Linked DNA regions of Mus musculus: region 1 is linked to region 2. Evidence: chromatin loops called from intact Hi-C (ENCODE). Cell type or tissue: heart. All regions are shown on one strand.

Region 1 (8,000 bases), 130 kb before region 2:
ATCTCAGTCTCGTGAGCCAGCAGTAAAGGCCCAGAGGCTCATGGGAGGGCCAAGCCCTCTTCTTTTCTGATGAGAAAAGCCTTGCACTCATGTACTAACCTCTCCACATTTTAGAAACTAGTGGCATTCAGGTCAATGTTTGGAGCCACCGGCTGCGAGAGAGGAAGTATCGAGTGATATATGAAGAGATTAGTGATCCTGAAGAGGAAGAAGACGATGATTACTGAACCAGTAAGTTGTCCTCTGACGCATCTCACAAACCCAGAACACACAGGTTTCCCATACGGTATTAGACCCTACCCAATCATCCACTTCTAGTCCTTTGGGGTGCAAGTCTGAACCGGAAGCAGTATGTCATGCTTCTGTTACTGTAGTGCTGGGTAGTTTGGAGACCTTCCCTAGCCAGGATGCTATGGGCTTTTAAATCCCAGGTTATCACTCAAATTGTAGGCCATTACTTCCTCTGGTGAGGCAGGCCCATGCTCTAGAAGAGGGTGTGCTTGTGGGACAGAGCTTTGAAGATGGGCAGAAGGAGAGCATGCAGGCTGTGGAGGACAGGTGGAAACAGAGCGCTGAGTAGGTGGTGGCAACTCAGTAGCATGTCTCTCCCTTCTCTTTCTTGTCTCAACCACAGACAGTCGAAATAAGCCCAAGGTGGAAGGATGGAGTGGCGACTCAACATCACAGCTACAGCTTTGAAAGACTAAATATCAGCAGTATAGATACATACATTTATTTATATATTTATTGATGATATACACTTATACCTATATTTATTTATTTATAAAAGTCTCCTGGAATTCTGAGTTAAGCATGTGTCACGTGTTTGTTCTCTTAGCAATTTTGTAGGATGTGCCAAACACTGTTAGGAGTCTTTTTCCGTCGTGCCAAATATTTCCTATTATTATTGTCACAGTATTGAGCCCCACTAGAACTGGTCTTTCTGTGCCAGGCACTCTTTAAACAAAGATCTTTCTGTATGGCAAGCATCTGGTCAGCACTGTGGGTAGTACATGCTAAGTACTCTGTTAGTATTGACTTGATGTGTGACAGACACTCTGGCAGAATACCAATGTTTCAAGCAGGCTAAATGGCTCAGTGATAAAGGGTCCTGCTGTCAGACTTGAGTTCAATCATAAAGAACTACATGGTAGACACAGAGAACTGGCTCCCTCACAGTGTCCTTTGCTATTCACAACTGAACACATCTGTGCGTGCACACACATACACGCATATCCATGCATACAAGCACAAAATAACTCAAAAAACAATTGGAAATATAATAAGCCTATCAACATTCCATTTAGCAAGGCATATACCTAATGCATATTGCTGGTTTTGTGCCCTGTAGTGATATAGGAATCGTGTGTCAGCTATCATTGCACTGAAGCACACTGCCCTCTCCTTCCCTGAGACTGCCAAGCAGCCTTCTATTTGTCTATGGTAACATGTTGTCTGTCTCTCACACACACACATACAAGTCATCACTAGGGACACCTGTTACCTGCCATGCTACACTAGAAATGTGTCTACTTACAACTATCTCGTTTCATTGTTTGGTTAGGATACACTTCCTTCCCTGTTTGCACAAAGGTGACAAATCCAAATTCTGTGATGTGGTAGAATCTGGCTTTGCTTGAACATACATAGGACCTTCATCTACCAAAAAGCCTGAGGCTCAATGTAGACAGATGCTCATATCTATGGAGATCAAAAGTTATTTTTTTTACCCTCTAATTTTAACTTTTTGGGAGTAAGTGTATTATCTGATTCTAGAGATTGAAACCAGGCCGTCCTGCATGTGAGGCAAAGGCTCACCACTGAGCTGCACTGGACTAGTTTTTATTGCTTCATTGTTGACAGAATCCTGAAAGAAAGTCAAGGCAGAACGATTTCTCTGGGGTTACACTTTCAGTGGGCTCAGTTGATAGATGCTTTTTCCATACATGCAGCCTATGAAGGGAGGCTGTTCTTCCCTTCATCTTGGATTAGGGTGTCCAAAAAGGAATATAGGAAAGGCCCAAGGTAGGAAACAGACTCAAGTACATGGTTCTAATGAGCTAATTCCTCAAGCATCCTTGTCTCCCACATGATACCAAGATCATGTGCCATCGCCAACACATTTCTTAGTGATTAGATGAGAGATACCACAACATAATTAATTTCAGAAATGTCATCACACGTCGGAAAATGTGGAACTTTTACTACTATGTCCTAGACTTCTCTGAAACACTCAGACTATCAGAATTAACACACATACTCAGTTGTTTGTGTCATTTCCGGATGAGGTTTCACTAAATCACCCAGGCTGGCATCAAATATCAGTTGTCCTCTGTCAAATTCCAAGTCATCAGGATCAGAGCTTCTCCTGGGCTATAATCAATATCTTTCACTTTATTTTTGTTCACTGATATATGTTCCATTATGCATCCCAGGCTATACTGGAACTCACTTTATAGCCCAATTGTGGTATTTGTGCCCCACCCATCCTCTGGAGTACCTGGCTTACAAGAGTAGACTACTGCACATAGTGTGATTGAATACATTCCAAGTGAGATTAACATTGACCTAGGTCCCTAGAACAGAATTTAGGGAGAAACAAGCTGAGGAAGACAGTAAGGTCATCACAAGGAAAGTGTTGTGAGCAGTACTCACCAAACTCACAATAAAGAATACTCCTCGGGGGCTGGAGAGATGGCTTAGTGGTTAAAGTGCTGACTGCTCTTCCAGAGGTCCTGAGTTCAAATCCCAGCCACCACATGTTGGCTCACAACCATCTGTAATGGGATCTGATGCCCTCTCCTGGTTTGTATGAAGACAACGACAGAGTCCTCTTATACATTGAGATAAATAATAATTGTTGAATAAATACTTCTCTTTAGCCTGGGATATGGTTTACTAGTAAAGACTGACTAACATATACAACAGGCCTAGGGGACAAGGTACCACTGTAGAAAAATAAGATACACCGGCAGAAATTTAGGATTTTATATGAACAGAAATAGATGATAAAGTAGATACTTAACAGAGCCTAAGGGAGGTCTCACAAGTGTAGAACTAGAGCCAAGTCCAAAGTCAGAGCCAAATGGCAGCAAAGGTAGAAGAGCTTATGGAATAGAAGAATTAAGGCTTATATCTGAAGGACATAGATAGTACAAATGAGACCTAGGGTTCTGGACCACTGCAGGCAAGGGACACATAACCTGTGTTGGTATGATAAAGGTTTCAGTCAGGTCTAGAACTATTATTAGTGTTCCACGGTCGATGTTATGAGGTGAGCTATGTCATGTGCCCATTTCACATAGAACTCGTATGTAGGAGCCATAATGCCCCATGTAACTCTCCTAGGGATGATGGAGGTAATGTGTGTTCCTATGCATATGGCTCTGATGAACAGAACTATAGAGAGGGAAGAGACAGGAGGCCTCTGCTTCACCACTATGTGAGGATGCAGAGAGGTTTCAGAGGTGCTGATAAATGGATGTGTTCAACAAAACAAACCAAATGCAGAAAGAGATGGTTCAGGGTTAACTTAAATGAGTAACCATGTTTAAATTTGTGTCTTGTGTAATTTTGCATTTGGGGGGCATTAAATTGGAAAGGGTATCATAAAGGAGAGGTGGAGTCCTTAAAGAGGTACAAAGAGTAACGTTGTGTACACGGGCCAGGAAAGTAGTTACAGGGACAATCAGGGAGAAAGATGGGGACTAGTAAGATGGGAATATGGGTTGGGACAAGGTTTGGGAATATGTCATCATGAAACCCATTACTTTATATGCTGCCTTAAAACATCAAAGAAATAAATTCTTGAGGATGAAATGTGAAGAGAAAATAGTCTACTTTTGAAGCAGAATCAGTGGTCCTCCGTTGGAGGAAGAAAATTTTATATTTAAGGAAAACTGGGAGTCATGAATGGAAGTTGGAAGCTGGCTGTTCTTGTCACTCTCTAGAAGTGTCCGTACCATGTCATCTGTCTCACTATCACTCACTGAATGGCCATCAGAACAATAAAACATGCCACGTACTGAAGATCAAGCCCAAGGCAAATGCTAATATTGGCGGTCTAATGCTTTCCAGCTGCAGTAGCATGTTCAGAGGAATGTGGGATGGACCTTGTGGTGCAGGGTTCTGAAAATACACCCTCTAAACCATTTTGATTTACAGTCATGCTAAATGGAAGGCTACCACCCATAGCTCAATTCATTTATGCATATTTACGTGTTCTTCATATGTTCCTATAAGAATTAAAATGTATATGATTTGTTATGAACATACTAGGACTCCCAAAATAATAACTATTTGTTAAAATACGAAATACACATTGAATACAACTGATATGGTCCAAGTGCCAGCTGAGACATTTAGAAGTTCTGTATGCAAGTTATCCAGAATTCAAGCTGTGTTTGTACCTGAATTTTGCTTCCTCCTATCTTCAGATGCTTCACCCAGATGCTCTTCACTTCTCACTCTTAGAGTGTCTGGACCAGCCCCGTTCCACAGAAACTCCTTGAGAGTCTCTTAGCGTGGAGAATCTGGTTCTAAGTCACTACTTTCACCCAGCTCAATGAGCAAAATAGCTTTAGGAAGCAGCCGGTAGTCTGACAATGACACAAAGTTTAGTGTCTCTTGGAATGAGAGAGACTGAACATAATGAATAGAATGCAAATATTTCAAGCAACAAATGAATCATTAGAGGTATTACAGGGGATGTTAACAGGTGAAATTTATAAGTTCCCTGCTCTGCTACATCATCCTAAATAGTTCAGCTTGTATAAATCCACGTATTACTGGAGTATATAGGTGGATGTACCTACTTCTAAGACAGAATTTCTGAAGCTCTGGGTTATAGCTGGTGTGGCCTGGATAAGTCTTTTAGTGAGAAGCTATTTGTCCATTTTAGCATGGTCCCTGAGGCTTAGCAGGTTTAGCAGTGTCCATTAGTTATCGGCAAATAGACAGCATCCTAATTGTGGCAAGAAGGGCCAAATGTCAAGAAGAGATGATGGTAGCAGTAAACATTCATTATTGATGATGACAATCAGGAAAAGGCACCACTTTTGTGTATTTTACATGGAAGTTGGAAGCTGGCTGTTCTTGTCACTCTCTATAAGTATCCTTACCATGTCATCTGTCTCACTAACACTCACTGAATGGCCATCAGAACAATAACTCATGTCACGTACTGAAGATCAAGCCCAAGGCATTACAATCTTGCTAGTGTATGCCATGGTATCAGTGTTTGGAGGCTGATTATGGAATGGATCCCCGGGTATGGCAGTCTCTAGATGGTACATCATTTTGTCTCAGCTTAGAGACACTTCTAAGGTACCCATGATTCTAGTTCAATCCCTTAGCAATGTCCTTAAAGGAAACAAATGTAAACCATGTGTTGACCAAAATATCTTGAAGATAAGTGACTACCTGGGTGTGATGTTTTGTATATTTTTGGCACAGGGAGTGGCACTATTAGAAGGTGTGGGTGGCTCTGTTGGAGTTGGTGTGACTCTGTTGGAGTAGGTGTGATCCTATTGGAGTAGATGTGTCACTGTGGGCATGGATTTTAAGACTGCCTGGAAGCCAGTCTTCTGCTAGCAGCCTATGGATGAAAATGTTGAACTGTCAGCACCTCTTGCAACATGCCTGCCTAGATGCTTACTTGCTCCCTCTTTGATGACAATAGACTGACCTCTGAACCTGTAAGCCATCCCCAATTAAGTGTTGTCCTTTTTAGAGGTACCTTGGTCATGGTGTCTGTTCACAGTAGTAAAACACTAACTAAGACTTTGGTTGGTACCGGGAGTTGGGTATTGCTGTGATAAGCCTGAACATGTGTTTGTTTGGAAGAATGTAGATTCTGGGACTTTGGATTTGGAGAGCAATGGAATGCCTTAAGTGGGGCTTCATGGGCTATCCTAGAAGGAATATGGAAGACTCTGCTGCTGTGAGTGGTTTGAACTGTGAGGACTGGGCCCAAGAGGTTTCAGTGGAGAAAAAAATTCAGTATGTGGCTCAGACACTGTTTCTGTGGTATTTTGGCGAAGAATGTGGCTGCTTCTTGCCATTGTCCAAAGAGTCTGTCCTGTCACTAAGGTGGAGAAATTTAGCTTAATTGCTTTGAAACAGGAAGTCTCAAAACAGCCTGATGTAAATTCTGTTGTGTGATTACTAAAGTTCTCTCTTGTGAAGAGCATTTTAGTGAAAAGGAGCTAGTTGAGAAAGGAAAGAAACAAAACATATGTTTCAAGAGTCCAATTAAAGGGGCACCAGGAAGTAGAATGGAGCTGAATCCTGTGTTCTAGAAGATACCACATTAAGAGAGTGTGACTTTGGGGCAAGATGCTACCCAGCTACTCTTAGATCCAGGCTTGGTGGTATACACCTTTAATCCATAGACAAAGGAATTCAGGTCTCTAAACTCAAGGTCAATCTATAGAACAGCCAAGTTTAGGAAGAGCAGCAGGTGACAAGAAAGAGAAGACCCTCATTCTAGCTGCCTGGAGGTGAGTCTTCCATTCGCAGCCTCCAGTTGAAGATGTAGAATCCTCAGCTGTTTCTGCACTATGCCTGCATGGATGCTGCCCTGTTCCCACCTTGATGATAATGGACTGAACCTCTGAACCTGTAAGCCAGCCCCAATTAAGTGGTGCCCTTTATAAGAGTTAACTTGGTCATGGTGTCTGTTCACATTAGGAAAATCTTAACTAAGACACTTGCCGTGTTCCACATGGGCCTCTCCTATTCCTACTGGTCAACCTCATGTCTATACACTCAGGATCTACCTTCTCTATGGTGGCTCACAACCCCTCCCACGTGTTCTTCTTTCTTCTTTCATCACGGTCTTCGACTGAGACTTCAAGTTAAGGAACTCTGCTCCTTCTCCTCTCACCTGTCCAGCTCAGGCCTTAGGCATCTTTATTAAGCAAACATGGATAACTTGGTGTGGCAATGTTTATAAAACAAAAGCTGGTGTACATAAGGATCTTCTTGTTTTGGAGAAGCCAGATCTTGGGGTACAGAATTTAGCATTTGCATACAAACAGCACCAGACCAACCCACTACACAAAGGCATAATGTCATTTCTTCTTAAAATTGAATATATGTCTGAGATGAAACAAAATTCTTTTTGGGTCAGATGCATTTATGTGTACAAAGTTCAAAAACAAAAGTGTCTTTTGGTGGCTGTGTTAGTTTCTGTCACTGTGAAGAGACACCATGACTAAGGCAACTCTTGTATAGGCAAACACTGAATTGGGGCTAGGTTACAATTTTAGAAGTTTATTTCATTGTCATAATGGCAGGAAACATGGTAGGACACAGGCAGATATAGCAGCTAGAGAAGGATCTGGGAATTCTACATCTTGATCCATAGGCAGAGTGGTACAAGGAGAGGGAGAGGAGAGAGAGAGGAGAAAGACAGAGACTGCTGAACACTGAACTGCCTTGAACTTTTGAAGCCCTAAGCCCCCAGTGACACATCAACTCTAACAAGGTCATACCACTCAATCCCTCTCAAGTAGTCACTGAATATGCAAATCTATGAGCCTACAGGGACCATTCCCATTCAAACCAGCATGGTGGCTAAGCAAACAGCCCAGAGCAAGCTAAGGAAGGCAACTTGGTCACATGGGAGCAGTTGCATGATTCTAGCCAAACTACAAGGCAACCTTCCTTAAGGTCATTGGGTAGAGAACCCATGTAGTGCCATGAGCCTCAAAGATGTGAAGTAAGAAGAGAAGTAGACTGGAGCTTTTGCAGAAGAAACAATTATTCCCCATCCTTGTTTGTAGCTTTGCTCTCTTGCTACTTTGCAGGTTCTTCTCTCCCCCTTTCTTGCAAACATCAGCCCTCCTCTCAGTTTCCAGGCCAGTCCCTTCCAAAGTGTGTCTTCACTGCTCCTCCCACAGTTCCCCAACAGTGAGCTAAAACAGCCCCATCTCCCACTTTCCCCAACACTAGCAGCTCCAAACGCCTACCAGGGTTATAGTCTATCTGCTAAGCTC
Region 2 (8,000 bases):
AGTCAGCTAATGGATGGATCATAGGGCTCCCAAAGGAGGAGCTAGAGAAAGTAGCCAAGGAGCTAAAGGTATCTGCAACCCTATAGGTGGAACAACATTATGAACTAACCAGTACCCCGGAGCTCTTGACTCTAGCTGCATATATATCAAAAGATGGCCTAGTCGACCATCACTGGAAAGAGAGGCCCATTGGACTTGCAAACTTTATATGCCCCAGTACAGGGGAACACCAGGGCCAAAAAGGGGGAGTGGGTGGGCAGGGGAGTGGGGGTGGGTGGATAAGGGGGACTTTTGGTATAGCATTGGAAATGTAAATGAGCTAAATACCTAATAAAAAATGGAAAAAAAAAGAAAGAAACCCCAAAGTTTCTGCAAGGCAAAAGACACCGTCAATAAGACAAAAAGACCACCAACAGATTGGGAAAGGATCTTTACATATCCTAAATCAGATAGGGGACTAATATCCAACATATATAAAGAACTCAAGAAGGTGTACTTCAGAAAATCAAATAACCCCATTAAAAAATGGGGCTCAGAACTGAACAAAGAATTCTCACCTGAGGAATACCGAATGGCAGAGAAACACCTGAAAAAATGTTCAACATCCTTAATCATCAGGGAAATGCAAATCAAAACAACCCTAAGATTCCACCTCACACCAGTCAGAATGGCTAAGATCAAAAATTCAGGTGACAGCAGATGCTGGCGTGGATGTGAAGAAAGAGGAACACTCCTCCATTGTGGGTGGGAGTGCAGGCTTGTACAACCACTCTGGAAATCAGTCTGGCGGTTCCTCAGAAAATTGGACATAGTACTACCGGAGGATCCAGCAATACCTCTCCTGGGCATATATCCAGAAGATTCCCCAACTGGTAAGAAGGACACATGCTCCACTATGTTCATAGCAGCCTTATTTATAATAGCCAGAAGCTGGAAAGAACCCAGATGCCCCTCAACAGAGGAATGGATACAGAAAATGTGGTACATCTATACAATGGAGTACTACTCAGCTATTAAAAAGAATGAATTTATGAAATTCCTAGCCAAATGGATGGACCTGGAGGGCATCATCCTGAGTGAGGTAACACATTCACAAAGGAACTCACACAATATGTACTCACTGATAAGTGGATATTAGCCCAAAACCTAGGATACCCAAGATATAAGATACAATTTCCTAAACACATGAAACTCAAGAAAAATGAAGACTGAAGTGTGGACACTATGCCCCTCCTTAGAAGTGGGAACAAAACACCCTTGGAAGGAGTTACAGAGACAAAGCTTTAAGCTGAGATGAAAGGATGGACCATGTAGAGACTGCCATATCCAGGGATCCACCCCATAATCAGCATCCAAACGCTGACACCATTGCATACACTAGCAAGATTTTATCGAAAGGACCCAGATGTAGCTGTCTCTTGTGAGACTATGCCGGGGCCTAGCAAACACAGAAGTGGATGCTCACAGTCAGCTAATGGATGGATCACAGGGCTCCCAATGGAGGAGCTAGAGAAAGTAGCCAAGGAGCTAAAGGGATCTGCAACCCTATAGGTGGAACAACATTATGAACTAACCAGTACCCCGGAGCTCTTGACTCTAGCTGCATATGTATCAAAAGATGGCCTAATCAGCCATCACTGGAAAGAGAGGCCCATTGGACACGCAAACTTTATATGCCCCAGTACAGGGGAACGCCAGGGCCAAAAAGGGGGAGTGGGCAGGTAGGGGAGTGGGGGTGAGTGGGTATGGGGGGCTTTTGGTATAGCATTGGAAATGTAAATGAGCTAAATACCTAATAAAAATGCAAAAAAAAAAAGAAATGTCTCAGTCATTCTGAGCAGGTTATTATTGATAGAGCAGTCCTCAGAATGTACAGTCAGAAAGCATTAAGGGGCCAGTGGAGGCACATACTATTTGAGTAAAAAAGCCTTCTTAACAGAAGCACTTGCAACCCTTTCAATAGCAAAATCAACTCTAATCACATGCAGATTGTTTTGCTATTATTCATAAGAATATTGGTGGAAAACAAGCTCTTGGGTCTTTGGAGAAAGAGCACATATAGGAATAGTTTTAACACTAATGCTTGCATTTAATAAATAATTGAAATGTTATGGGTTTACTGTAAAGAGTTCCCATATTAGAATGACTAAGCTAGACAGAGGAGAAATATTTGAAGTGGTTAGCCATTTTTTTTAGAGAAACAACTGCCCAGTAGAGTGTTGTCTAGATATAAGTGAAAGCCCAGGTATACAGAAAATGAACGTTTCAACAGTCAAACATATCCAGGAGAAAGCAATGCCAGGGGGTGGGGATCATCATACTTTAGTGGGGATATTTAGAACATCTCTTTGGTGATGTACTTCCTGCCTGGAACACTGGGCTCCAACATTCTGTTCTTACCTCACTTCCCCCCTCAGTTCCCTGAGGAATTCAAAGGGTTTGGCTGCCCTGGTTGCTGAGCCTCTAGCAACAGCTGAATCAAGGTTCATATTTGGGTTTCTTCTTGGATAAACACACCTTTTTCCCTTCCTGTCTGAGGTAGGTTCTTCCTTGGGGATGTCCGAGTAAACTAAACCTTAAAACATAGAAAAGTTAGCCTGTATAGACCAACCTGTGCCTTTCTTGTGTCTCCAGCATTCCTCAGCCCTTAGAACTGTTCTTTGAGCTAAACCATCACACTGGGCAATTACTTAAGAAACCTAGAAATTATAACCCTTTTATGTCTGACAGACTGTATGTCACTCTTTGTGAGGGAAGTAGTATACCTCTTAGCTTCACAAACTTTGAAACTTCCTATTTGCCTTGAGATTTCCTCCATCCTCAGTGACACCAAATGATCTCTGTCTGAGGGGCTACTTTAAAACTTCCTCTTGGATGAAGACACAGTCTTCAAGGTCCCAGAGACACCTCAATGTCTACTCACTAAAAGGTTTCTGAAGGATTTAGCTTGAGGATCCTGGTTAGTGTATCTTGAGATGTGCCAAGGTCTTTGAACTTGTGTGACAGTTGGTCCTGTAGATGTGGAGATTCTAGGTCTTTTATCTAAACTACCCTAGAAATAGCCCAGCAGGTCATACTCTACTTAACATGTACACCCCCTTTCAGCACAGCATAGCCATATAGCCATTTCCTAGGTCCCTGGAAACCATCAGTTGGGGAGGGGACTATTAAATCTGTGGCAGTCCTCTCACCAAGTATATATTGGACACACCACATCAAAATCTACACATGATGCAGTGCACTGTACTACAAAATGGTGATCTAAATTCCTTAAAAGGCAGGTACAGGAGAAGTGTATGGGTTCATGGTTTCTCTGTTAACCTTAGCAACCTAGCTATATTCTGTCTCCAGGGGAAAAACTTAAGAGTAGGTAATGAAATAGACACGTGTATTTAAGTTTCAGCAGCGCCCAGAACGGTCTTTTCTTAAAAAGTTTATAGTGTTTATTACTTTACATATACTTATTTACTCATTTACTTACTCTAAGCATCCCCCAATTGTACTCCCCCTTCCTTCTCTCTTCCAAGTCCTCCCCTCATCTAATCAAGGATTGATGATCTCGGGGTGAAGAGGACTACAAGAAATGTTGGCTACCGACTCTTACTGTCTATCTGCAACCCCTTCCTTCACAGGACATTTGGTTTTGTGCTTGAAGAAGACAAGATTGTGTCTTTTCAAAATCACACTGACATGGAAACAGTGAGTTCCTGTGAAAAGATCCCCATGGAAGTGCTTTATGAACCAAAGAATATCTGCAAGGTGAGGGGGCCAATAATGGGGTGGACAGAAGCAGCTGAGTGACCAAGGGCCACTGTAGAATGACTTACCAGAAGGTGGAAATCAGAGGCACTTGGGACAAGGACTACAGTCTCCACTGGACCTCTGTAAGTCTCAGGTTTTCTTTCCATGTATAAATGCTCCATGAGTCCTTCTACAGCCTCCCTGAACACTTCAGATTAGTGATATAGTACTACATTTATTTGGTGACACTCAGTCCCTTGTAAGTGGGGGAGGAGAACACATGAGCAGCATTGAGCATTTCTAGTGGATGGGGAAAAGGCTGTCACTTGCTCAACCCTCATGTTTCCCAGGATCAATTGTGTTGATTCTCTGGTGGACCACAAAGGTCCTCCACCACAGAGGGCATTCTGGGATGAATGGTACACACATCCAGCAGAGCAGTTTCCAGAGTTTTCATTCCCTTCTTTTCTAGGCATTCCAGGATATTTCTACATACTTCTCTGATGAAGAGTGGGTAAAGCTGACTCAATGGCAGAAAAGTGCCTATGTGTACATGAAAAGAAACTACATCAGAATGACTGACCTAGGTAAGATGAAATCTGGGTTCAGACCAGTCTGGTGGTTCCCAGTTTGTTTGCTATGCCTCATCTTCTCAACCTGTAGGAGGGCCCTCTCCCTCAATACCTTTCTTTCCTGAGAAATGTCAAGGTGCTTGTCGAGCCTGCAGCTGCTCTTTTCCACACTTTGCAGAGCTGACAGCATAGATCATAGGCAATAGAGTGCCGGCCTCTTATAGGCCTTAAGATGTGGGCTGTCACCCAGTTCAAGGCACCATTTCCCCTCGTTGTGCTGCCTGTTAAAGAACAAGCACTCTGCTTCCTCTTAGGTGTCACTGTGAACCAACCAGTTTTCATGCGTGGCAAGGAGCAGGCCAAGCAATCCCTGGTCGAAGGCATTGAAATTCATGACAGTGATGGTGAGTGATGAGGGAGGAGCTGTGAAAGTTCACCTTCTCAGTCAAGATGCATGCTAAGTTGTTAGGCAGCTCTTTTCTTGTTCAGATCAGGGTTGTGTGGAACAGAGCTCACTCTGAGGATTATGTAGAAGATCCTGTCATGCACAATTCTAAAACATTATTGTGTAGATTATACTGGATAATAAGTAAATGGCCAATGTGTAACACCTTCAAAGAGAGTCAGAATGCCCTGTGTTCTACCAGCTTGTGAGGGGATGATGCAGTGATGTGGCTTAGCTGACACTTCCTATCCAATCAGAAGGAGACTTCTAAAAGGGCACCTGTCATTGGTCAGATGAAAGAGAGCCAGGCTCCACTAGCTCCTCCTCCATGAATGGGCCCACTCTCCACTCTAGCCTTCCCTAAATCAGCAAGATTCTGAGCCTTTGGAATATTTACTAACAAACAAAACCTTCTGATTTGTCACTATCTGTAGATGAATGCTTTGAAGGATCTTTTGGTGTGACACCGATAAAACGAATGAAGGTAAGTATCAACTCTCTCTTTAGGAGTACACACTGTTTGTCCCTCATTTCATGTCCACATTGGTTTTTTTTAAAGACTTATTTATTATTATATGTAAGTACACTGTAGCTTTCTTCAGACACCCCAGAAGAGGGCATCAGATCTCATTACAGATGGTTGTGAGCCACCATGTGATTGCTGGGATTTGAACTCAGGACCTTCAGAAGAGCAGCCAGTGCTCTTTACCACTGAGCCATCTCACTAGCCAACATTTTTTTCCCATTATTCCGTTCCACATTGTTGAGGACACAATTTTCTTCTTGGTGGTGGATAAGAGTATACATGTATGTTTGATACTTAAAGTGTAATTTTTAATATGCAGCTTCACATGCTGTTTCAAATGCCAATTCTAACTCTATCTTTCATAGAGTTATATATCGTTAGTCCATATAGTTATAGTCATTGAATCTTTGGGTCTGGTTAATTTTGGTGTGTGATGATTTTATTTATTTGCCAAGCACTGTTCTAAATATTATCCAGCAAATTAGATCACCCTATATCAAGTAGCAGAAACACTCCCTGCAGATTACTATTTGCAAAAATGCCTTTTCTCTGATTTCTTTATAGCTGACATCAGTGACAATAAGTATTCATAATGTAGAAGGAAGCCATGACTCTGGAGAGAATGATTCAAACTTGGCAGGTTGGGTCCAATCTACTTCCTATTCCTTAACATAAGTTATTGTTTGTCAACATGGTAGAAATTTAACTCTTTGAGGATTTTATATAATTTATTTTAATCATATTCACACATACCCCCCTTTCATCCAATGAATATAAAAGTTTTTCCTAGCTGTTTTTCACCCAACATCCATACCTTTTTATTGTTATTTTTTTATAAAAAAAACCCAAGGCCAATTTGTGCTATCTACATACTGTGGAATGTAGAACCATCCACTAGAGTATGGTTGACATACCAGGGGGCAAAATTTTAAAATGGACATTTCCTCCCACAAAAGCCACCTTCTGTTAAGAGCACATGAGTTCCCAATCAGTCCATGCCAGAGTATTGGCAGGCTTGATCTTGTGCAGGTCTCATAGGGGCAAAGACATTTACTGTGTGTGTTCATGAGTCTAATAACCATGTCATGTCCCTCAAACACTACATTGCTCTGGTGCGAATGTCTTCTGCCTCTTCAAATCTCTCGATCCCCCTCTTCTGTTATTGAACTTGAGCTTGGGGGGAGAGTGTGTGTGACATGTTTGATGTTTTGTGGGCAATCCATAGACACTTACTTTGTGCAGTCTAACCAGATGGGAGTTTCTGCAGTAGCCACCAATAACTGTACAAAACAACTTCTCTGATGCTGTCTCAGAGCTCCTTTCAACTATGGGTAGAGACATATGAGTTTATAAAACAGTTTATAATACACGCATTTAGCAAAATCATAGGACCGGGTTTCAAAGGGGTCCTGTATAACTACAGGTTCTTGGTCATACTTACAGTACAGGACCTGAGTTTCTCCAATTAGAGCATTTTGTTACTTAGAGTACTGATAATGAGGATTGCCTCAACTGCACTAGATTATTGACCCAAAGAGCAGTTCCACTAGCTTGCTAGCTAACCTAAAGCCCAACCCACTGAAGTGTAGTACAGTCTTCCTTAGTTTTTGAAGCCCAGGTGAAGCTCCTGTCAGTATTCTCTCGCAGAGCTTGCACATTCTTTCATCCTGACACTCACTTTCCACATAGGGATCTCCAGCTGGCCTATGCTCTGTGAAGGGCCCATGCTCTGTTATGGCTACAACTGACAGGGCTTTCATGGTACACCCCTTCCACTATGATCGAGTTCAGGACATATCTATACCTGAGAACTGTCTGCCCCACAGCCCCAAGACAGAGGACCCCCAGGAGGCACCTGATATGGAATGGGGATTTCGACAGCTGCAGGGTCCAGTGTAGTGTAGAGAGAATTCTGGGAGCAGAGGTTAGTGACCAGTGAGGCCCCAAGAAAGGACTGACTGTGTGAAGGGAGGAATCCTGATAGTGCATATGTAGGTGCTTACTATTATCTGAAACTCTAGTTCCAGAGTATCTGACACAGTGTTTCCTCCACAGGCATACCCACATACATGTTCCACATACACAGAGCCATACACAGAAATACAAATGTAAACATACAATAAAAGGCTTTACATTCAGTTTCTGACTTCTTTTAGTTGTACATATACTCCCTCATGCATGACTCAGGAAGGTGAATGAAAGGTAGCTGAGGATTAGTGACTAATGGCACATCTTGGCATATCAACTGAAAGGGTGTAGGCACCAGCTTGCCCAGTTCCACCTGAAGTGCTCTCACCAGCATCACATGAGATACTACCTCTGGCACGAGGTTCTTTAATACCTACATCACTGTCTCCTTTCTTTCTATCCTGTCCACTGCTGCATTCACATGCACACACCACCACGGGGCATTTACATGCACAAACCACCACAGTGCATTCACCTGGACATGCCAGCATGGTGCGTTCACCTGCACAAGCCACCATGGTGCATTCATTTGCACTCACTACCATTGTGTGTTCATTACCTCATGCCACCATGGTGCGTTCATCTGCATGTGGCACCAAGGTGCATGCAGTGCTATCTCCTTCATTCTGTTCACGCTTTACATACTGTGCACACAGTATACCACCAGCTTCTGTGTGCAGCCATGTATTTCATATCCCTGCCTCTCCCAGAGCCTGTGGCTTCTTCCAGCGCTTTTCTTCGCCTAATA

What was found. Peaks named below come from ENCODE experiments on the same cell type or tissue, not always from the same donor. Only the 100,000 strongest peaks of a DNase experiment are listed, where the experiment ranks them.
Region 1: it touches region 2 in a loop (10-fold over the local background); 9 of 42 quality-filtered maps call a loop at or near these places.

The regions. Positions count from the first base shown.
Region 1 is chrX:8,677,558-8,685,557 of GRCm38, reverse strand. Ssxb8 (synovial sarcoma, X member B8) reads left to right here. Exons shown (of 6, transcript NM_001081565.3): 6 at 115-227. The coding sequence ends at 227. Among named protein-coding and RNA genes, the nearest start is that of Ssxb8, 9.3 kb to the left of the region's middle. In heart, no CTCF peak of the experiment used is centred here; no DNase peak of the experiment used is centred here.
Region 2 is chrX:8,543,941-8,551,940 of GRCm38, reverse strand. Ssxb6 (synovial sarcoma, X member B6) reads left to right here and starts at 3,686. Exons shown (of 6, transcript NM_001205108.1): 1 at 3,686-3,759; 2 at 4,214-4,328; 3 at 4,628-4,717; 4 at 5,193-5,242; 5 at 5,849-5,924. The coding sequence starts at 3,691. In heart, no CTCF peak of the experiment used is centred here; no DNase peak of the experiment used is centred here.